2 separate regions of the Homo sapiens genome follow, and region 1 is linked to region 2. Evidence: chromatin loops called from intact Hi-C (ENCODE). Cell type or tissue: heart left ventricle. All regions are shown on one strand. Links, peaks and the distances in the headings refer to the core of each region. The heading gives the core; the rest is flanking DNA. Region 1 overlaps OPA3 (outer mitochondrial membrane lipid metabolism regulator OPA3). Region 2 holds the start of MIR6088 (microRNA 6088).

What was found. Hi-C counts contacts between places; a loop is a spot of excess contacts. Peaks named below come from ENCODE experiments on the same cell type or tissue, not always from the same donor. Only the 100,000 strongest peaks of a DNase experiment are listed, where the experiment ranks them.
Region 1: it touches region 2 in a loop (2.3-fold over the local background); 6 of 110 quality-filtered maps call a loop at or near these places.

The regions. Positions count from the first base shown.
Region 1 is chr19:45,565,010-45,576,553 of GRCh38, reverse strand. The region is part of intron 1 of OPA3 (outer mitochondrial membrane lipid metabolism regulator OPA3); the gene reads left to right. Among named protein-coding and RNA genes, the nearest start is that of OPA3, 14 kb to the left of the region's middle. RefSeq lists an enhancer at 11,510-11,544. In heart left ventricle, for the core only: a CTCF peak has its summit at 6,464 (motif pointing right); a DNase peak (open chromatin) is centred at 6,493; H3K27ac peaks cover 1,682 bases.
Region 2 is chr19:45,434,039-45,445,582 of GRCh38, reverse strand. MIR6088 (microRNA 6088) reads right to left here and starts at 8,929; the gene lies at 8,879-8,929. It also overlaps a transcript of ERCC1 not described here. RefSeq lists silencers at 1,114-1,313, 5,353-5,532, 5,543-6,042 and an enhancer at 5,191-5,690. In heart left ventricle, for the core only: CTCF peaks have their summits at 5,632 and 5,909 (motif pointing left); DNase peaks (open chromatin) are centred at 5,033, 5,692 and 5,912; H3K4me3 peaks cover 1,165 bases; H3K27ac peaks cover 1,385 bases.

The sequences.
Region 1 (11,544 bases), core at 5,156-7,655, 130 kb before region 2:
TTTTTTGGGGGGGGGGGGATGGAGTTTCATTCTTGTTGCCCAGATTGCAGTGCAGTGGCACGATCTCAACTCACTGCAATCTCTGCCTCCTGGGTTCAAGCGATTCTCCTGCCTCAGTCCCCTGAGTAGCACCCACCACCACACCTGGCACCCACCACCACACCTGGCTAATTTTTTGTATTTTTAGTAGAGATAGGGTTTCACCATGTTGGCTAGGCTGGTCTTGAACTCCTGACCTCAGGTGATCCACCTGCCTTGGCCTCCCAAAGTGCTGGGATTACAGGCGTGAGCCACTGCGCCCAGTTTTTTGTTTTGTTTTGTTTTGTTTTTTGAGAGGGGGTCTCACATGGTCGCCCAGGCTGGATTACAGTGGCATGATCTCAGCTCCCTGCAACCTCTGCATCCCGGTTTCAAGCGATTCTCCTGCCTTGGCCTCCTGAATAGCTGGGATTACAGGCGCATGCCCTAATTTTTGTATTATCAGTAGAGACGGGGGTTTCACCATGTTGGCCAGCTGGTCTTCAACTCCTGACCTCAGGTGATCCACCCGCCTTGGCCTCCCAGAGTGCTGGGATTACAGGCGTGAGCCACCACAACTGGCCCCCATTTCAGACTTCTGACTTCTGGAACTGTAAAATAATAAATTTAGGGCAGGTGCGGTGGTTCATGCCTGTTATCCCAGCACTTTAGAAGGTCGAGGCAGGAGGATCACTTGAACCCAGGGGTTCAAGACCAGCCTGGGCAACAAAGCGAGACCTTGTCCCTACTAAAAATAAAAAACAATTAGTGGGGCATGGTGATGCATGCCTATAGTTTTAGCCACTCAGGAGGCTGCGGCAGGATTGCTTGAGCCCAGGAGAATGAGGCTGCAGTGAGCTGTGACCGCACCCCTGCACTCCAGCCTGGGTGACAGAGCAAGACCCTGTCTCAAATAATAATAATAATTTGTGCTGTTTTAAGCCACTGCATTTGTGGTAGTTTGTTATAGTGGCCGTGGGAAACAGATACACCATGATCATTCATTCAGGTTGCTGAGGTCATTTTTTCAGAAGTGCTCAGCTCTGTGGCCATTCTTATGAATTTAGGCCATGGACTTGGTTTCAGTTTTCTTTTTCTACATAGCCATCTGATCCAAAGCTTGGTGGCTTACCGTAGTAACTCTTAGCCAGGTGCAGTGGCTCATGCCTGTAATCTCAGCACTTTGGGAGGTTGAGGTGGGTGGATCACTTCAGGCCAGGAGTTCGCGACTAGCCTGGGCAACATGGCAAAACCCTTTCTTTACTAAAAATACAAAAATTTAGCGGGTACCTGTGGTCCCAGCTTCTCAGGAGGCTGAGGCAGGAGAATCGCTTGAACCTGAGAGAGGTGGAGGCTGCAGTGAACCGAGATCGTGCCACAGCACTCCAGCCTGGGCAACAGAGCAAGACCCTGTCTCAAAAAGGCAAACAAACAAAAAACCCAGTCACTCTTAGTTTCTGTTACCTTTGTGGCTTGCCTGGGCTCAGCCGGACAGTTCTTTTGCTGGTTGCTGCTTGGCAGGCTCTCATCCAGGTGCAGGTGGAGGTGGCTGGGCTGGAGTCATCTGGAACTGGCACTGGGACTGGGGAGTTGGTTCCCTCTCAGCGTAGCCTCTGGGCCTCTCTTCTCCACGTGGTCTTTCCTGCAGGGTAGCTGAATATCTCACATGGCTGCTCAGGACTCCCCAACAGCCAGATTTTCATGAGGGAAGAAGCAGAAGCTGCAGGTTATTTAAGGGCAAGGCCTGGAATCTTCCAGCGTCATTTCCACCACACTATTGGTCAAAGCAGCTCCAGGCACAGACCACAGTGGGTGTGGGAAAGAACTGCACAGGGTGTGATACGAAGGGGTCCCTGATGGCACAGTCTGCCACAGAGTAGGCACTCTTGGCTTCGGATCTTGGCACTGCTGCTTATTAGCCATGTGACTTTGAGCAGGCAGCTTGACCTCTATGAGCCTCCATTTCCATATTTATCAAATGGGATACTAATAGAACTTATCTCCCAGGATTCTTGTGAGGATGCAGCAGGATAGTGGATAGGCGAGCCCTGGCCCGGGACATGCCCATCTGGTTGCTACTACAGGCTACAGGGGGTATACATGGAATCCGTTTTTTTTTTCTTTTTTTTTTTTTTTTTTGAGACAGAGTCTTGCTCTGTCGCCCAGGCTGGAGTGCAGTGGCACGATTTTGGCTCATTGCAAGCTCCGCCTCCCGGGTTCACGCCATTCTCCTGCCTCTCAGCCTCCCGAGTAGCTGGGACTACAGGCGCCCGCCACCACGCCCAGCTAATATTTTTTGTATTTTTAGTAGAGACGGGGTTTCACCATGTTAGCCAGGATGGTCTCGATCTCCTGACCTCGTGATCCGCCCGCCTCAGCCTCCCAAAGTGCTGGGATTACAGGCGTGAGCCACTGCGCCCAGCCCCCTTTGTTTTTTTTGAGATGGAGTCTAACTTTGTTGCCCAGGCTTTTGCCTTCCTGAGTAGCTGGGATTACAGGCGCCTGCCACCACGCCCAGCTAATTTTTGTATTTTTAGTAGAGACGGGGTTTCACCATGTTGGTCAGGCTGGTCTCCAACTCCTGACCTCAAGTGATCCGCCCGCTGTGGCCTCCCAAAGTGTTGGGATTACAGGCGTGAGCCACCGCACCCAGCCGGAATCCCTTCTTGTCATTACTGCCCAAGTGCCAAAACCTCTGCTTCTAGATAAAGACTTCGTGCACTCAGATCCTTGCCCTGCTGTTTACGTGGTGTGTGTCCTGCATGAGTCCCTCTGCCTTTCTGTACCGAATAGCACTTAACCTCATAGTTCTGATGTTCCCTCAGCACCATTCAGTAAACAGTGTTTACTGTTTACTGTTTGCAGCGCGGCCTCGAACCAGGCTGCCTGCTTATCTGTCCCCGCTCTGCCACTTTCTGTGTGACCCCAGGGAGAGTTATTTAACCTCTCTGGGCCTCAGTTTTATGCTTGTAATTGGGTTGTTATGTGGATATTAAGATCCATAAAACATAGAACTGTACCTGGCCCTCAAGTACTCTGTACATGTTTATTTACTTATTTATTCATTTTATTTGTTTATTTTTTGAGACAGAGTTTCGCTCTTGTTGCCCAGGCCGGAGTGCAGTGGCGTGATCTCAGCTCACCGCAACCTCCACCTCCTGGGTTCAAGTGATTCTCCTGTCTCAGCCTCCCGAGTAGCTGAGATTACAGGCATGTGCCACCATGCCCAGCTAATTTTTTGTATTTTTAGTGAGACGTGTGAATATAAGATGAGATTTGGGTGGGGACACAGCCACACCGTATCACTTGGCCTGGGGGATGGGGACTATGCTGTGGGGGAATTGGGCAGGCAACAGCCTTGTGTAGAACCAGGTCTCTGGCAAGGTACCTGGTGAACTAGAAAAAAACCTCCGTCTGAAGGCACACAAGCTTTGCCCTAGGTAGAGACTGATACATTCTCCTCTGAGAATTTGTAGCCACTGACTGTCCCTCATGTGGGCTTGGGGCCTCTTTGAAAGGTCCTGGAAGTTGCAGGCTGAGAATGAACCCCTAGGGGTACCTAATTGTATCTAAGCACCTGGCAAGGGCAAACATAAACTCTTCCTGCCTGTGCTCTCTCTGCCCAGGCCTTGGAGAAATCCTTCAGATAGAGTTCCAGCACATACAAGCTCACAGTAAAAAAAAAATATATATAGATAGATATATATCGAGATATATATCTATATATATAGTATGATATATATATCTATATATAGTATGATATATATAGATATATATCGAGATATATATCTATATATATAGTATGATATATAGGTATATATTGAGATATATCATATATATAGTATGATATATATAGATATATATCTCATATAGATATATATGATATATATCGATATATATATTTATATACATATATCATGATATATATGATATATATCAATATATATATTTATATACATATATCATGATATATATCCATATATGATATATATATCATATGATATATATATCTCATATCTCATATATGATATATATCTCATATATCTCGATATATATGATTATTATATGATATATGATATATATCATATATTGATATACATATATCATGATATATATCGATATATATCGATAATCTCATATGTTGATATATATGAGATATATATCGATATATATCTCATATATGTCGATATATATGAGATATATATCGATATATATCTCATATATGTCGATATATATGAGATATATATCGATATATATACTATATATATTTTTATTTTTTATTTATATGAGATATATAATCATATATATCGATATATATGAGAGATATATATATATCTCATATATATATCAGACCAACCTGACCAACATGGAGAAACCCCGTCTCTACTAAAAATACAAAATATATATATATATCAATATATATTGATATATATATATACACCACATGAAAAAAGCAGCCACCATGAGCGAGAGCCAGCAGAAAAACATGGCAGGTCACAGCCTGCAAACGTGGAATTATCAGATGTGGATATAAAATACCTAAGCTTATCTGTTAAGAGGATAAAAGAGAAGGATATTAAAACACAAGTAAAATGAAAAATTGCCAGGAAGCTGGAAAAAGAATTAAACAAAACTTCTAGAAAGGACAGCTACAACAGTTGGTGTTCAGCTCTCAATAGAAGGGCTAACTAACCACCAGGTTAAACACAACTGCCAAGAGGATTGGGGAGCTGAAAGGTGCACAATATGGAGGAAAACTAGTGAGCTTTCTGGGGCACTTCCAGTAGATGCCCAGGAGTGCTACCTGCAGGTCCTGATTTGGTGGACGTAGGGAAGGGGTGGACGTGTTTATTTTTAGCAGTCTCTAGAGTACATTCTCACACGCACCAGTGTTTGAAAATCACTTTGCTGGAGTTTATTTATAATCACCAGAGCGTCACATCAGTTATATTATATGGCAGCCAGGCTGCTGCTGGTGACCTCCAAACATTTATTATTATGTTCTCCTATCAAGGAAACACTTCTGAGGTTCCTTCCCTAGCATATATGTATGCACGTGTGTACACATATGTAAAATTATTTAGCAGTCAGCCAGGCACGGTGGCTCATGCCTGTAATCCCAGCACTTTGCGAGTCCAAGGCGGGTGGATCCCCTGAGGCGGGGAGTTCAAGACCAACCTGAACAACATGGAGAAACCCCGTCTCTACTAAAAAAATACAAAAAATTAGCTGGGCATGGTGGCGCATGCCTGTAATCTCAGCTACTTGGGAGACTGAGGCAAGAGTATCGCTTGAACCCGGGAGGTGGAGGTTGCGGTGTGCCAAGATCGCACCATTGCACTCCAGCCTGGGCGACAGAGCAAGACCCTGTCTCAAAAAAATAAAATAAAATAAGTAAATAAATAAATAAATGAAAGTATTTAGCAGTCATGTATAGCGCTAACATATAATAGTATGGTTATATTATATGCATTTAAAAACATACACAAAAATTAGAGGGATGAAACGAACATAAAAATTTTTAAAATAAACTTATTTATTCATGCCCCCCCCCCCCAAATAGTTTTGCTGTCACCGAAAACATTTTCCTATGCAGACATTATTAAGTAAATTTGGAAACTCTTGGTGAAACCCTCTGTGAGAGTCTGGCTTTGAATTTTTTTTTTTTTTTTTGAGACAGAGTCTCACTCTGTCGCCCAGGCTGGAGAGTAGTGGCACAATCTCGGCTCGCTACAACCTCCACCTCCCAGGTTCAAGTGATTATCCTGCCTCAGCCTCCCGAGCAGCTGGGATTACAGGCTTCTGCCACCACACCCGGCTAATTTTGTTTTGTTTTTGTTTTTTTCCCCAAGATGGAGTCTCACTCTGTCGCCCAGGCTGTAGTGCAGTGGTTCAATCTCAGCTCGCTGCAGCCTCCACCTCCCAGGTTCAAGCAATTCTCCTGCCTCAGCCTCCCAAGTAGCTGGGATTACAGGGGTGTGCCATTATGCCCAGCTAATTTTTTTTTGTATTATTATTGGAGATAGGGTTTCACCATATTGGCCAGGCTGGTCTCGAACTCCTGACCTCAGGTGATCTGCCCACCTCAGTCTCCCAAAGTGCTGGGATTACAGGCATGAGCCACCGCTCCCAGCCAGCTTTGACATTCTTTGTATGTGGCTGTCACAGCTGGCAAAGACCTAACTAAGGCACATAGTCTCAGATGGAAGAAGTGTGTCATTGGCTGCGTTTAATCTCGCTGCTCCTTTTTTAGTCCCACCCTTCATTATGCAGAGGCATTTGCTGGAATTTGCTCATGTACTCATGGCTAAATCTTCTGGCCGATTTCTGAACAGGGATCTTTTTCAGAAGCCCCTGTGTAGAGGGCTGGCTGATTTGCAACCTGAGTGCATCCCAGGGAATCTACTTGCGCTGGCTGCAAGCAATATGCCAAGTGGACAGGAGAGGGCGCCCGTGTCAGCCTGGGGATGGCGCCTGCCTGAGAAAGCACCAGAGGCCATCTCGGTCATTGACCCCGGTGTATCTCTGTATTAGTTTGTGCTCATCTGTAATTAATTGAAAACCCAGCCAGTAAATGTCAATCAAACCTTAAATCAAAAGGGTGTTTTTTGCTGGCTTTTCAGTAAGCCCTGAGGAAGGCCTGTTCTTGGTTGGTTTGGTGGCTCAGTGGTGTCATTGGGAACCTGAGGACTCCATCTCTGCTGTGTTGGTGCTCAGGCAGTCCTCATGGCCTCAGTAGGGCTGCTGCGGCTCCAGGCATTGTGCCTTTATGTTTCATAAGGGAGGAAGTCTATGCGTGTGTGTATGGAGGGGCGGGTGGTCAGGTAAGTGAGGGTAACGCTTCAAGGAGGAAAATCCTTTTCCAGAAGCCCCCAGGAAACTCCCCTCACTGCCAGCTTACCACAACCGGGTCACCTCCCACCCCTTGGTGTATGGGAGGTTGCAGTGGTGAGTATCGGCTTCTAAACTCTAATGGAGGTGGGGAGGATGGAATTACTAAGACAGTAGAGAATAATATAAAGTAGCACTGGTAATCAGACGCACTGAAGTTGTTCTGAAATCTTTTTTGTTTATTTTGAGACAGAGTCTTGCTCTGTCGCCCAGGCTGGAGTGCAGTGGCGCGATCTCGGCTCACTACAACCTCTGCCTCCTGGGTTCAAGTGATTCTTCTGCTTCAGCCTCCTGAATAGCTGTGACTACAGGTGCCCGCCACCACGCCCAGCTAATTTTTGTATTTTTAGTAGAGACGGTGTTTCACTATGTTGGCCAGGGAGGTCTTGAACTCCTGACCTCAAGTAATCTGTCTGCCTTGGCCTTCCAAAGTGCTGGGATTACAGGCGTGAGCCACAGCGCTCGGCCCTAGCCTCTCTGTTAATTGCGTCCTCTGAGCCTTAGAAACCCCTGAGTATCCTCTATACCAAGTTGAGTTGGTCTCTCCAGGCCTGGGAGGAGAGTAGAGGTGGGGATCATTTTCTGGGGTGTGGCTATGCTTCAGTCCATTAGGAGGCTGAGTAATTCATTCACTCAACAAATCTTTATTTAGTGCCTGCTGTGTGCCAGGAACTGTTCTAAGAGGCATGACTCAGTAGTCAACAGAACAAAGATCCTTGCTCTCATGGGGCACATTTGAGGGTATTAGTTACCTGCCTAGTGACCCCAGGGCACAGAGGGGTGCCTCATCCCGGATTTCCTGCCAAATTCCCAGGCTGAATCCAGTGGTCCACCCTGCGTCACATCCCCATCCCAGCACCGTCTCTGTGGCCCAGGGAAAGCAGTGCCCTAATTGGCCAGGCTCAGGAGTGGGGTTACCTCCTCCTGAATCCCTTGAACCAAAAGTTGGGGAGATAGGATCCCCCAGGATGCTGGGCAGATGGAACCAGTCATGCCCCTCTGGTAACTGGAGCATTGTGTGTTACTGCAGTCTCGGGTTGCTGTAATGGAAAGATCAAGCCAGGTCTGTGGGAGGAAGCACTGCCTATTGCGGCCTGCACAATTCTGTTAATACTTGGAGCACTGTTAGGGCAAGCTTAAAACTGGCTGGATTGGGCGGGGGCACAGTGGCTCACACCTGTAATCCTAGCAATTTGGGAGGCCGAGGTGGGCGGATCACCTGAGGTCAGGAGTTCGAGACCAGCCTGGCCAACATGGTGAAACCCCATCTCTACTAAAAATACAAAAATTAGCCAGATGTGGTGGGGCATGCCTGTAATCCCAGCTACTCGGGAGGCTGAGGCAGGAGGGTGGCTTGAAACCAGGAGGCAGAGGTTGCAGTGAGCCGAGATTGTGTCACTGCTCTCCAGCCTAGGTGGCAGAGCAAGACTCTGTCTCAAAAAATAAATAAATAACAAAATAAATAAATAAATTGACTGGATTGCCAGGTGGGGTGGCCAACACCCGTAATACCAGCATTTTGGGAGGCTAAAACTGGAGAATCACTTGACCTTTGGAGGCTCAGGTTGTAGTGAGCTGAGATCGTACCAGTGCACTCCAGCTTGTGTGATAGAGTGAGACTGTGTCTCAAAATAACAGTAATAATCATTGTCATCATCATCATCATCTGACTGGATCACATCTGGGGAAGTGCAACCAGGGCAGAGACTGGCTTGAAGCTACGTTTACCCTGAATAATAATTTATTGACTGATAATAACAGCTTTTATTTAATATGCTTTCCATTATCTCAGCAAATGATCTTAACCACCTTATTTAGGGAGTTTATGACCATCCTGGTTTTATGAGTGAGGAAATCTCTCAAAGCGAGAGAAACAGGTTCCCTGAGGCAGTACAGGATAAGAAGTCATATCCCACTGGCTCCCAAACTCCTCCTCTTATGTTTAATTATTGGCACTTGATTTTTTTGGTATATTCTTTGTTGAGATATAGTATCTGTACAATGCAAGGTACAGATCTAAAGGCTACAGTTCAATGAGTATTGGTACATGCATATACCCATGTAACTAGTACCCAAGATATAAAACATCGTCATTACTCTAGAAAGGTCCCTCCTCCCCTGCTCTGTCTCCTTATCTGACTTCTCTCCTTGTTGATTAGTTCTGCTTGTTGTTCAACTTGATATAAATGGAATCATACACTATGAAATTTATGTTTAGCTTTTGTTCATTTGATACTTCTGAGATACTTCTTGCTGAATGTATCAATAGTTCATTTCTTCTTCTTCTTTTTTTTTTTTTTTTTTTGACACAGGGTCTCCCCCTGTCACCCAGGCTGGAGGGCAGTGGCACAAACACGGCTCACTGCAGCCTCAACCTCCTGGGATCAAGCGATCCTCCTGCCTCAGCCTCCTGAGTAGCTGGGACCACAGGCACATGCCACCATGCCCGGCTAATTTATTTTATTTTTTGTAGAGATGGATCTCACTAAGTTGCCGATAGTGGTCTTGAACTCATGGGCCCAGGTGATCCTCACCGCTTGGCCTCCCAAAGTGCTGGGGTACAAGTGTGAGCCACCATGCCTGTCTAGTTTATTTTGTTATTTTGTTTATTACTCTTAATAAAAGTGTATTCTTTTCTTTTATTACAGTATATGAATATGCCATGCTTTGTTTAATAACTGTCCTAGTGATGGGCATTTGGGTTGTTTCCAAGTTATTGCAAGTAAAGGTGCTATGAACATTTGTGTACAAGCCTTTATATGGATGTTTTCATTTCTCTTGGTAGAAATGAAATTCTCCCAGTAATTATCTAGGAGTAAAATTTCTGGGTTATATGGTAAGGTTATATTTAATTTTATAAGCAGCTGGCTGAGCCAGGTGCGGTGGCTCACGCCTGTAATCCCAGCACTTTGGGAGGCTAAGGCGGGCGGATCACAAGGTCAGGAGATTGAGACCAGCCTGGCCAACATGGTGAAACCCTGTCTCTACTAAAAATACAAAAAAAAAATTAGCTGGGCATGGTGGCACGTGCCTGTAGTCCCAGCTATTTGGGAAGCTGAGGCAGGAGAATCACTCGAACCTAGGAGGCAGAGGTTGCAGTGAGTCGAGATCATCCACTGCACTCCAGCCTGGGCGACAGAGCGAGACTCCGTCTCAAAAAAAAAAAAAAGAGAAAAATCAGGCTGGTGGATCATCTAAGGGAGTGGTGGCTCACTCCTGTAATCCCAGCTCATTGGGACTCCAAGGCGGGTATTATCATCTGAGGTCAGGAGTTAGAGACCAGCCTGGCCAACATGGCAGAGCCCTAACTCTACTAAAAATACAAAAATTAGCAGGGCACAGTGGTCTGCGCCTGTAATCCCAGATACTCGGGAGGCTGAGGCAGGAGAATCACTTGAACCCTGGCAGCAGAGGTTGCAGTGAGCTGAGATTGCGCCTTTGCACTCCAGCCTGGGCGACAGAGCAAGACTCCATCTCAAAAAACAATAATAATAATAAAAAAAAGAATATTAAACCAATCTTATATTCCTGCAGAAATCCCACTTGATTATGCTATATTATCTTTTTTATATATTGCTGGCTTTCGTTTGCTAATATTTTCCTAAAGATTTCATCTGTGGTCATCAGTGACATATTCTATAATTTTATTTTCTTGTATGTCTTTGTCAGATTTGATTGATTGATTGATTTGATTAAGACCAAGTGTCACTCTGTCACCCAGGCTGCAGTACAGTGGCAGGATCATGGCTCACTGCAGCCTTGAACCTGGGGGCTCAAGTGATCCTCCTTTCTGAGCCTTCTGAGTAGCTGGGGCCACAGGCATGCACCACCACGTACAGCTAATTTAAAAATCTTTTTGTGGCCGGGCGCGGTGGCTCATGGCTATAATCCCAGCCTCTGGGAGGCTGAGGCAGGTGGATCACTTAAGGTCAGGAGTTCAAGACCAGCCTTACCAATATGGTGAAACCCTGTCTCTACTAGAATTACAAAAATTAGCCGTAATTAGACTAAATACAAAAGTTAGTCTCACTCTGTCGCCCGGGTTGGAGTGCAATGGCATGATCTCAGCTCACCACAACCTCCGCCTCCCAGGTTCAAGCGATTCTCCTGCATCAGCCTCCCGGGTAGCTGGGATTACAGGGTCATGCCACCATGCCCGGCTAATTTTTGTATTTTTACTAGAGACGGGTTTTTACCATGTTGGCCAGGCTGGTCTCAAACTCCTGACCTCAGGTGATCCACCCGCCTCGACCTCCCAAAGCGCTGGGATTACAGGCGTGAGCCACCACGCCCAGCCACTAGACATCAAATTATGTAATGCGTGCAGTTTCGATCAGTGGTATACTAATAGAAATTGCATGATAATGCAATCCAAGAGAAAATTTTGTTTTTTGTTTTTTGTTTTGTTTTTTGAGACGGAGTCTTGCTCTATCACCAGGCTGGAGTGCAGTGGCACCATCTCGGCTCACTGCAACCTCCGCCTCCCAGGTTCAAGCAATTCTCCTACCTCAGCCTCCGAAGTAGCTGGGACCACAGGCGTGTGCCACCACGCCCAGCTAATTTTTTTTTTTTCTTTATTTTTAGTAGAGATGAGGTTTCACCATGTTGGCCAGGATGGTCTCGATCTCTTGACCT
Region 2 (11,544 bases), core at 4,867-7,366:
TTCTCATTTAGGCCTTCCCTGACCATCCCATTTAAAATAGCAACCCCCAACCCCCTGTCTCTGCTTTTCCCAGCACTTACTACTTTCCAAAGTACTATATAATTTGCTTAATTTGCTCATTTGTTCATTTATTGTTGGTCATCCCCCTTCCAATTTCCAAAGAGTAAGCTTCCAGAACAGAGAGCTTTGTCTTGTTCAATACTGCATTCTCACAGTCTTTACCAGTGCCTGGCGTATAGTAGATGCTCAATAAATACCTGTTGATTGGGGCAGGTGCCGTGGCTCACACCTCTAATCCCAGCACTTTGGGTGGCCAAGGTGGGTGGATCACTTGAGGTCAGGAGTTCAGACCAGCCTGGCCAACATGGTGAAACCGTGTCTCTACTAAAAATACAAGAAATAGCTGGGCGTGGAGGCACAGGCTTGTAATCCTAGCTACCTGGGAGGCTGAGGCAGGAGAATTGCTTGAACTCAGGAGGCGGAGGTTGCAGTGAGCCCAGATGGTACCATTGCACTCCAGCCTGGGCCACAGAGCGAAACTCCTCTCAGACAACAATAACAACAACAACAAAAAATCGGTTGAATGAATGAATGATGAGTGTACATGCCAGGAATTGTGCTACAAGCTCTGGGTCTGCGAATTCACTGAATCGTCAGAACAGCCTGATTTGCTAAGCGCTGCGTATTAATGTCCCCATTTTACAAATACAGAAACAGAGTCAGAGAGGGGAAGTCCCTCGAACTGAGTGCAAAGGTCCTGAGGACTAAAGATGGATTATTCTGCCATCAGGGGCGTCCCTGCCGGCCTCGGTGTTGCCCGTGTGTAACTGCATTATTTCTGTGCTTATTTCTGGGCCCCGTCCTTGTTCGATCTGTCGCGTGGTCTTTCCTTATATCTCTGCGCCCCGACAGTTCCCTGTTGCTTCGGCCTCCACGCATGTCTCCGAATTTCTTGCTCCGGGGCCCTGATCTCTGTATCTCCTCTTTGCTGCGCCTCAGTCTCCGGGTTTCTGCGCCCTGAGGCCTCTGGGGGCCAAGGCCGAGGGTTTGGCGCGCAGGCCTGGGTGCTCCGTCCCGGCCCGGTGGCCTCCTGACCGCCCAGCCTCATCTGGCGGCCCTGGGGCGGGGCGGGGCCTGTTGCCTGGAGACCAGTGTTTTGCCGCAGCAAACTGGGTCTCTGGGCCACCGCGGGGGGGCGGCCTGGGAACCCGCGCCGGGCGTGGGAGCGCGCCCGGGAGGGGCGCGGGCCGGCCTTGGGCCTAGGGGCGGGGAGGGGCTCCGGGGTGGGGGGCGAAGCGGCTGGCTGGGGGAGGGGGGGAAATGGGGAACAGGATTTGGGGAGATGAGGTAGGGACATGGGGCAGTTCGAGGAGACAGGAGGGAACTGCGGGAGGCTGGGATTAGGAGGACAAGAGAGTGTATTGGGGTCAGTTGGAGGGAAGCGGGTGAGTCGGGGGCTAGGGAGGGCTGGGAGATATTGAGGAAAGCTTGGGGGAGCCCGGGGAGGGGATTGGGAGGGCCTGGGCAGGATAGTGGGGGTAGTTGAGGGGGTGGGAAGAGGGGCCCGGTATGGATGAGTGAAGGAAGGACCGGGGACACTGGAAGTTTAGGGGATTCGGGAATTACAAGCGATGAGTGTGAGGGCAGAGAGTTTCGGGGGGCGTTGGGAAGGTGTGAAAGGACGGGGTACGGGGTGTAGAGGAGAGAGGTTTGCCGGTTCGGAGAAAGAACCGAACTGCAGGGCCACAGGAGGGTAGAGTTGGGAGGAGATAGGATCCCCAGGGAGAAGGAGGCTAAACCGGGCCGGAAACAAGGGTGAATCAGAAGAGGGGGAGCCCCTGCCACTTCCAGGTTCCTGCGGGAGGGGCCCTCCTTGCCCATTGTCCCCGGCCCGGCCAGGACATCCGGCGACTTCCCTCGGGACGCGACGACGGGTTGTGTAACCCTGCCCGGCCCGCCTGCTCCCGGGGGCGGGGCCTGAGTCTGGACTCCCGGGTTCCTCTCCGCCCCCATCCCAAGGGAGACGCCTGGGTCGGGATCCTGGGGGAGCGGCTCGTGACGTCACAAGTGGGCGGAGTCCACCAACGGCGCGAACCCGTTTTCTTACTCACTGGCGATCTGGGATCTGGGACCCAAGGTGGGGAGGGGTGTTCTTAGCGATCCCCTTGGTTGAAGCAGCCCAATGACCGCGAGGGTAAACTGAGTCCCAGACGGTGCTGACCCTTTTCATTCGATTCATTCATTCAGTAAGATGTATGGAGCGCCGGCTGTGTCCCAGTTACTGCCTTAGGTGATGGGGACACAGCAGTGACTGATCCTTGCAGCCCCTGGGCGGACCCCATCCCAAACTGAGTGTGACTGACTACAGCCATACCTCCTTGGAGCCTGGCCTCCTTCACTAGACAAATCAATAAGATGGACCCTCACATCCAGGCAGCTGGGAGACCCCTCCCTAGTGCAGAGGGCACCACACATCCCTCAGCTCCTGAGTCCCTGGTCTGTGTGTGACTGCATCTCCCCTTCCTCCCCCGATGGCCTGTCACTTCCTCTTATCTTCATCCCCCCCGCGGGGCATGACTAGGGATGCTGGTCTTAAGGCAGTTGGCAAATCACTCAGACGTCATAACTAAGCCGGCTGTGCTATCACCGAGATGTGTCCCTGAGATGTCATTAAGCAGCCTGCTTCTTCTATACATACCTCTGGGGTGCTGTGGGTCTGAGGAGGGGCCACGCCCTGCTGCTGGTGGTTCCTCAGCCTGCCAAACAGAGTTATCTACTTCCATCCAAGCCCTCCATCAGAAGGTTCTGGAAGATGCCTTCCTGGCTACCCTTAGTCTTCTTCCAGGCAGCCTTCCTTGACTCCCCACCCCTGTCACCCTCCCTGGGATTTGTATCCTGGCCTGAACCTTGCCTCTTTGATCTCATCCACTTCCTTGCCTCAACTTTGAAAAGCCTTCAGAACCGGGCCCTCAAAAGGACACATCCTTGCACCTCTCCAAGCCTCAGTTTTCCCATCTCTAAAATGGGCATAGCAATGGGGTCTGGCCTACTCACTGAGTGCTGAATGATTCCAGCCACTTCATTTCTGTGATGGGCTTTGCATAGGCCAGGGACATCGTGAGAGCTCAGTGAATCCTACTGGCCAAGATACATAAAAAATAGTTAATATTGAGAAGTGGGGATCAGAGTGGGAGGGAAATTTACTTTTCCAAGGTATACCCTTTTGTAGTTACCAAAACTTTTTTTCTTTTTCTTTTTTTTTTTTTTGAGACAGGGTCTCTGTTGCCCACGCTGGAGTGTAGTGGTGCCATCTCGGTTCACTGCAACCTCCACCTCCTGGGCTCAACCGATCCTCCCACCCACCTCAGCCTCCTGAGTAGGTGGGACCACAGGTGCATGCCACCACACTTGGCTAATTAAAAAAAATTTTTTTCCCAGAGATGAGATCTCACTATAATGTCGAGGCTGGTCTTGAACTCCTGGGCTCAAGCAATCCTCCCACCTCGGCCTCCCAAAGTGCTGGGTGGGATTACAGGCATGAGCCACCGCACCTGGCCTCTAAACAGTTTTCAAAATTAAAAAAAATAAAATAAAAAAAAAGTGCTGTGCACAGTGGCTCACACCTGTAATCCCAGCACTTTGGGAGGCCGAGGCAGGCGGATCATGAGGTCAGGAGATCGAGACCATCCTGGCTAACACTGTGAAACCCCGTCTCTACTAAAAATACAAAAAATTAGTTGGGCGTGGTGGCATGCGCCTGGCCTGTAGTCCCAGCTACTTGGGAGGCTGAGGCAGGAGAACCACTTGAACCCAGGAGGCAGAGGTTGCAGTGAGCCGAGATCCCGCCACTGCACTCCAGCCTGGGTGACAGAGCAAGACTCCGTCTCAGAAAAAAAAAAAAAAAATTAGGCTGGACGCAGTGGCTTACGCCTGTAATCCCGGCACTTTGGGAGGCCGAGGTGGGCGGATCACTTGAGGTCAGGAGTTTGAGACCAGCCTGGACAACATAGTAAAACCCCGTCTCTACAAAAAAATACAAAAATTAGCCAGGCTTGGTAGCAGGCGCCTGTAATCCCAGCTACTCGAAAATTTTAGAAGTTACTTAAAAATTACCATCTCTGCACTGACTCTGAAACTTATCTAGGTATCTTCCACCCACATTTCACCTCAGGGATGACCCCCCCGCCATCCACCCTGCTACCTGGGTGGAGACCTGGGCCTCAACTGGGTATCTCTCCCACCCACTGCAGGGTCAGGGCCAGGCCCAAGACCTTAGTCACTCATTCTGACCTCTGTCACCCTCAGGGAAGTCAGTGTGCTCCCTTTAAACCCCCAGAACATGCAGTGTAGGTCCTTGAGGCCTGACACTGATGCTTGGAGTGGGCACTGAGAATCTCAGGATATGGAAATGGGGAGGCCCTTAGATGATCTCAGTGCAAAGGGAAGACCTAGGCCCAGGGAACAGAGTTCTGACTGTTCCCAAGGCCTGGAGCTGTTGTGTCCAATCACTGACTTGCAAGGGAGGAAAGAATCTTAGTGGAGGCGGGCTCTGTAGCTCATGCCTGTCATTTCAGTGCCTTCCTAGGAGGAGGCCAGAGGATAGCTTGAGGCCAGGAGCTCAAGACCAGCCTGGACAAGGCGGGCAAGGCATGGAGACTCTGTCTCTACAAAAAAATGAAAAATTAGCCAGGTGTGCTGGTGCACACCTGTAGTCCCAGCTACTAGGAAGGCTGAGGTGGGAGGATCTCTTGAACCCAGGAGTTCAAGGCTGCAGTCAACTAAGATCCCAGCACTGCATTCCAGCATGGGCAACACTGCACTCCAGCCTGGGCGACAGAGCAAGGCCTTGTCTGAAATAAAAAATATTAGTGGAGGTGGGTAAATAAAGAAACGGCTCAAGGCTGAGCCCTAACTCTGGTGACACAGTGATCAAATTTGGTGACAAAGACGGTCATCCTTCCCCAGCCTGAGCCCCGACCCTGGTCACAGAATGAGCCGTGATGCTGGCCATGCCTCGCCTCAGCTCTGAAGACTAGGCCAGACTGAAGTGTCCCATGCTCCAACCCCCAGATCTAAGCCTACCCCTGCCCACAGTAGAAACAAACCAAGAAATCAGATCCTCACCCCCAGCCCTCAGCCCTCAGCCCGCAGGTCTCCTGACTCCCTGTGATCCTCTCGCCCTGCTCTGCCCCCATAAAGGTTGGCCTTGAGGACAGAGATGGTAAGGGGCAGATTCAGGACGACAGGAGATTGGCGATGAGGGTGGAGAGGGGAAATAGGGACAGGAGTAGGACAGGCTGGGGGATGCGGATGAGTACCAGTGGGGGACATCGCTGGGGGTGTAGGGGAGGGGGGAGTTATGATGAGGAATGGAGGTGAAGCTGAGGATGGGGGACAGGGGATGAGGATACAATGTGGGGGACGTAGGAAGGCAGCCAGGCTAGCGGCGGGGCGGGGTCGCAGTCGGGGGCGAGTGTGACCGCCAGGGCAGAGTGGGGGTGCGCTGGGGACAGCGGCGCCTGCTCGGCCGGGCTGCGCCCAGCACCGCTCCCCCCGCGCGCTCCCCCTTCCGCTCCCCGGAAGCGCTGAGTCGTCCTGCCTTATCTGGGGGCCGCTATTTCGGGCTCGGCTCGGAGCGCGGCAACTATTTTTAGCGGAGCTGGGGTAAAAATGGACGCGGCGCCGCGCGGGTTCCCGAGGCCGTGCGCGCCCCCTCGCGACCACTGAGGGCCCCGGGGAGGAGCGCGCGCCTGAGTCACAGCCGTCCCCCTACCCCGAGGCACGGCGAGGGGGCCTCGATCGGGGGCGCCCTGGACACCCCGCGTGCACACCCGCCTCCCGGGCTCCCGGGCGCCGGCGAGCCGGCAGGGCGCAGAATCTTCCAGGGGCGTCGGGACGCGTCCGCCGGGGTTCAGAGCCGACGGCGGAGTTTTGGGCAGGGGCGCCGCGCCCCCTGGTGGCCCCCGCAGGGATCGCAGGCAGGAGCTGGGCCTGAGTCCGTCTCAGCTTATCTATTCATTTATTTTTATTATGATTATGATTATTTCTTTGAGATAGAATCTCGCTATATTGCCCCAGGATTGTCTAGAACTCCTGGGCTCAAGCGATCCTGCTACCTCGGCCTCCCAAAGTGCTGGGATTAAAGGCCTGAGCCACTGCACCCGGCCTATTATTATTAACTACTATTATTATTTTTTTAAATCTGACCTCGTCGTCCACACCCATTTTATAAATGAGGAAACTGAGGTCCGGAGAGGAACTGGGTTGAGGCATTGCAGCATGAACCGCAATGTACCATCATTTCAACTTGAGCTTGGACACTTCCTAAATGGGGAATTCACTGCCTCCCAGAAAACGAGGCGCTATTTGTTTTTTTGTTTGTTTGTTTTTGTTTTTTGAGACAGAGTCTCGCTCTGTCGCCCAGGCTGGAGTGCAGTGGTGCGATCTCAGCTCACTGCAACCTACACCTCCTGGGTGCAAGAAATTCTCCTGCCTTAGCCTCCCGAGTAGCTGGGATTACAGGCATGCGCCACAACGGCTGGCTAATTTTGTATTTTTAGTAGAGATGGGGTTGGGAGAGGAAGAACAGAGAGATGCGGTTAAAAAATACCAAACTACAGTCAGATAAGAGGAATAACTTCGGGCCGGGCGCGGTGGTTCACACCTGTAATCCCAGCACTTCGGGAGGCCGAGTGGGGCGGATCACTTGAGGTCGGGATTTCGAGACCAGCCTGACCAACACGGAGAAACCCCGTCTCTACTAAAAATACAAAATTAGCCGGGCGTGGTGGCGCATGCCTATAATCCCAGTTACTTGGGAGGCTGAGGCAGGAGAATTGCTGGACCCAGGGAGGCGGAGGTCACGCTGAGCCGAGATCCAGCCATTGCACTCCAGCCTGGGCAAAAAGAACAAAACTCTGTCTTAAAAAATAATAATAATAATAAATAAAAATAATTAGCCGGGCGTGATAGTGCACACCTGTAGTCCCAGCTACTCAGAAGGCTGAGGTAGGAGGATCACAGGAGCATGGGAGGCAAAGGTTGCAGTGAGCCGAGATTGTGCCACTGCACTCCAGCCTGGGCGACAGAGTGAGACTGTCTTAAAATAAATAAATAAACAAACAAACAAACACATAAAAAATAAAATTACACATATGGATCCAGCAATCCCACTTCTGGGTGTATATTGCAAATAAATTGACATCAAGATGTCAGGGCCAGGTGCGGTGACTCACGCCTATAAATCCAGCAGTTTGGGAGGCCGAAGCAGGAGGATGGCTTGAGCCCAGGAGTTGGAGACTAATCTGGGCAATGTAGTGAGATGCCATCTCTACAAAAAGCACAATAATAAAAATAAAAAAAATCAGATGAGAGGCCGGGCACAGTGGCTCACGCCTGTAATCCCAGCACTTTGGGAGACGGAGGCGGGTGGATCACGAGGTCAGGAGATCGACACCATCCTGGCTGACACGGTGAAATCCCATCTCTACTAAAAATACAAAAAAAATTTAGCTGGGCGTGGTCTCACACGCCTGTAGTCCCAGCTACTCGGGAGGCGGAGGCAGGAGAATCACTTGAACCCAGGAGGCAGAGGTTGCAGTGAGCCGAGATTGTGCCACTGCACTCCAGCCTGGGCAGCAGAGCGAGACTCCGTCTCAAAAAAAAAAAAAATCAGATGAGAACACGTAGTGACAAAAAATAAAAAATAATATTTACAAATTTAAAAAATTTAAACTCTATTTTAGCAACTTTGAAATACACAATACATTAGTATTAACTGTGGTTACCATGCTGTGCAATAGATCACTGAAATATATTTCTCCAGTCTCGCTGAAACTTTGCACCCTTTGATCAACATCTTCTCTTTTCCCAACCCTCTCCCACTTCCCTGGACTCTAGTAGCCACCTTTATACTGTTTCTATGAGCTCGACTTTTTAAGATTCCATATAAAAGTGGGATCATGTGGTGTTTGTCTTTCTGTGTCTGGTTTATTTCACTTAGAATAATGTCCTCCAGTTCCATCCATGTTGTCTTGAATGGCAGAATTTCCTCCCTTTTCAAGGCTGTATAGTATTCCATCGTGTGTATATGCAACATTTGCTTTATCCATTATGTCCCTTGATGGACACTTAGGTTGACTCCATATCTTGGCTATTGTGACCAGTGCTGCAATGAACTTGAGAGTGTAGATAACCCTTCGACATCCTGATTTCAATTCCTTTGGAAATATAACCAGAGGTATATGAGTCTGCTAGATCCATATGTACGATTTTATTTTTACTTATTATATATATATATACACACACACATATATATTTTCTTTTTCTTTTTTGAGATGAAGTCTTGCTCCTGTCGCCCAGGCCGAAGTGCAGTGGCGTGATCAAGGCTCACTGCAACCTCTGCCTCCTGGGTTCAAGCGATTCTCCTCCCTCAGCCTCCTGAGTAGCTGGGATTACGGGCGTGTGTCACAACGCCTGGCTAATTTTGTATTTTTAGTGGAGATGGGGTTTCACCATGTTGGTCAGGCTGGTCTCGAACTCCTGACCTCAGGTGATTCACCCACCTTGGCCTCCCAAAGTGCTGGGATTACACGCGTGAGCCACTATGCCCGGCCCTTATTTTATATTTTAAAGTCTCACTATATTGGAATCCACTATATATGGAGTCTCACTGTATGGCCCAGGTTGATCTCCAACTCTTGGTCTCACGGGGTCCTCCCACCTCAGCTTTCCAAGGAGCTGGGATTACAAGTGCAGGCTACCATGCCTGGCTGTCACACATGTCGTTTTAAATGTTTAGGCCAGGGTGGCTCACACTCGTAATCTCAGCCCTTTGGGAGGCCAAGGCGGGCAGATTGCAATGTCAAGGCCAGGAGTTTGAGATCAGCGTAGGCAATAGAGCAAGACCCCGCCCCCCCGCTTCATCTCTACAAAACTATTTTTGTTTGTTTGTTTGTCTGAGACGGAGTCTCACTGTCACCCAGGCTGGAGTGCAGTGGCGTGATCTCGGCTCACTGCAAGCTCCGCCTCCTGGGTTCACGCCATTCTCCTGCCTCAGCCTCACGAGTAGCTGGGTCTACAGGCGCCCGCCACCATGCCCGGCTAATTTTTTGTATTTTTAGTAGAGACAGGGTTTCACCATGTTGACCAGGATAGTCTCGATCTCTTGACCTCGTGATCCGCCCGCCTCGGCCTCCCAAAGTGCTGGGATTACAGGCGTGAGCCACGGCGCCCGGCCGAATTTCTCTTGTTTTAAGTCACTGAATTGGGGATAATTTGTTATAGTAGCCGTTAAGAAACTAATGCAATCTGTTTGAGCTTCTGTCCCCTCCACGCTAACGGCAGAGTTTCTGAGGCTTTTAGAGAACATCTTTTCCAACCCTTCCACATAGGGAAGGAAACTGAGGCTCAGAGAGAGGATGGAGACTGAAGGAGACCTCAGGCTTCCCGCTCTTCATCCAGGCTCCGTGGGTCACTGTGGCAATTTACAGATATTTTTCCCGTTTTAAAAAAAATAGGCTGGGCACGGTGGCTCATGTCTGTAATCTCAGCACTTTGGGAGGATGAGGTGGGCAGATCAACTGAGGTCAGGAGTTCAAGACCAACCTGGCCACCATGGTGAAACCCCGTCTCTACTAAAAATACAAAAAATATTAGCCGGGCATGGTGGTACATGTCTGTACTCCCGGCTACTTGGGAGGCTGAGACTTGAGAGAATCGCTTGAATCCGGGAGGCAGAGGTTGCAGTGAGCCAAGATTGCGCCACTGCTCTCCACCCTGGGTGACAGAGTGAGACTCCATCTAAAAAAAAAAGTACAGAATGTGGACTGAACATGGAGGCTCACACCTGTAATCCCAACACTTTGGGAGTCCAAGGCAGGAGGATCCCTTGAGGCCAGCAGTTTGAGATCAGCAGCCTGGGCAACATAGCGAGACCCCATCTCTACACAAAAATAGCCAGCTCTGGCGGTGCACACCTATAGTCCCAGCTACTTGTGAGGCTGAGGTAGGAGGTTTGCTTGAGCCTAGGAGTTTGAGGCTGCAGTGAGCTGTGATCACCACACTGCACTCCAACCTGCGTAACAGAATAAAGGTCTCAAAACAAAAACAAAAAGGCCAGAATGTTTATTGAGTTTTCTTTTAAGGCTGAGACAGAGCACAAGGTTTGGTTGGAGTCCTAGTTTGTTTGTTTACCTGCTATGTGGCCTTGGATAAGAGTCTACCTTCCCTGTGCCTCAGTTTCTCCCTCTGTAAAATGGGCATGGTGAGATAAGTCATCTCAGAGGGTTGTAGTGTGGAGGGCTGCTGTGAGAATCAATGTTACTGTGCGGCATAGTCCTGGAAGTGTTTGAAATGCTGTAAAATGGGCCTGGCACAGTGGCTCATGCCTGTAATCCCAGCACTTTGGGAGGCCAAGGTGGATGGATCATGAAGTCAGGAGTCTGAGACCAGCCTGGCCAACATGGGGAAACCCCGTCTCTACTAAAAATACAAAAATTTGGCCAGGCACCATGGCTCATGCCTGTAATTGCAGCACTTTGGGAGGCTGAAGCAGGTGGATCACCTGAGGTCAGGAGTTTGAGACCAGCCCGACCAACGTGGAAAAACCCCATCTCTACTAAAAAAAAAAATACAAAAAATTAGCCGGGCGTGGTGGTGCATGCCTGTAATCCCAGCTACTCAGGAGGCTGAGACAGCAGAATCGCTTGAACCCAGGAGGCAGAGGTTGCAGTGAGCCAAGATCGCACTATTGCACTCCAGCCTGGGCAACAAGAGCGAAACTCTGTCTCAAAAAAAACAATAAAAATAAAAATAAAAAAATTTTTAAAAAAGGCCGGGTGTGGCAATGTTCGCCTGTAGTCCCAGCTGCTCGGGAGGCTGAGGCAGGAGAATTGCTTGAACCCGGGAGGCGAAGGTTGCAGTGAGCTGAGGTCGTACCACTGCACTCCAGCCTGGGTGACAGAGCAAGACTCAGTCTCGGAAAACAAAAGCAAAAACAAAAAAATGCTGTAAGACAAGAAAAATAAATGAGATGCAACGATTGGAAGGCAAGAGAGAAAACTGCCAGATAGATTCTCTTTTCTTTTTTTTGAGATAGGGCTTTACTCAGTTGCCCAGGCTGGAGTGCATTGTCATGATCATGGCCCTCTGCAGCCTTGACATTTTTGGGCTCAAGTGATCCTCCCACCTTAGCCTCCCGAGTACGTGGGACTACAGGCACATGCCACCAAGCCATGCGATTTTTTTTTTTTTTGTATTTTTTGGAGAGACACGGTGTTTCACCATGTTGCCCAGGCTGGTCTCAAACTCCTGGGCTCAAGCGATCTGCCAGCCTTAGCTTCCCAAAGTGCTGGGATTACAGGTGTGAGCCAGGGCACATGGACAGGTCTCTTCTTCTTCTTCCTCTTTTTTTTTTTTTTTTTTTTTGTGTGTGTGTGTGTGTGAGACATTCTTGCTGTTGGCCAGGCTGGAGTGCAGTGGCACAATCTCGGCTCACTGCAACCTCTGCCTCTCGGGTTCAAGTGATTCTCCTGCCTCAGCCTC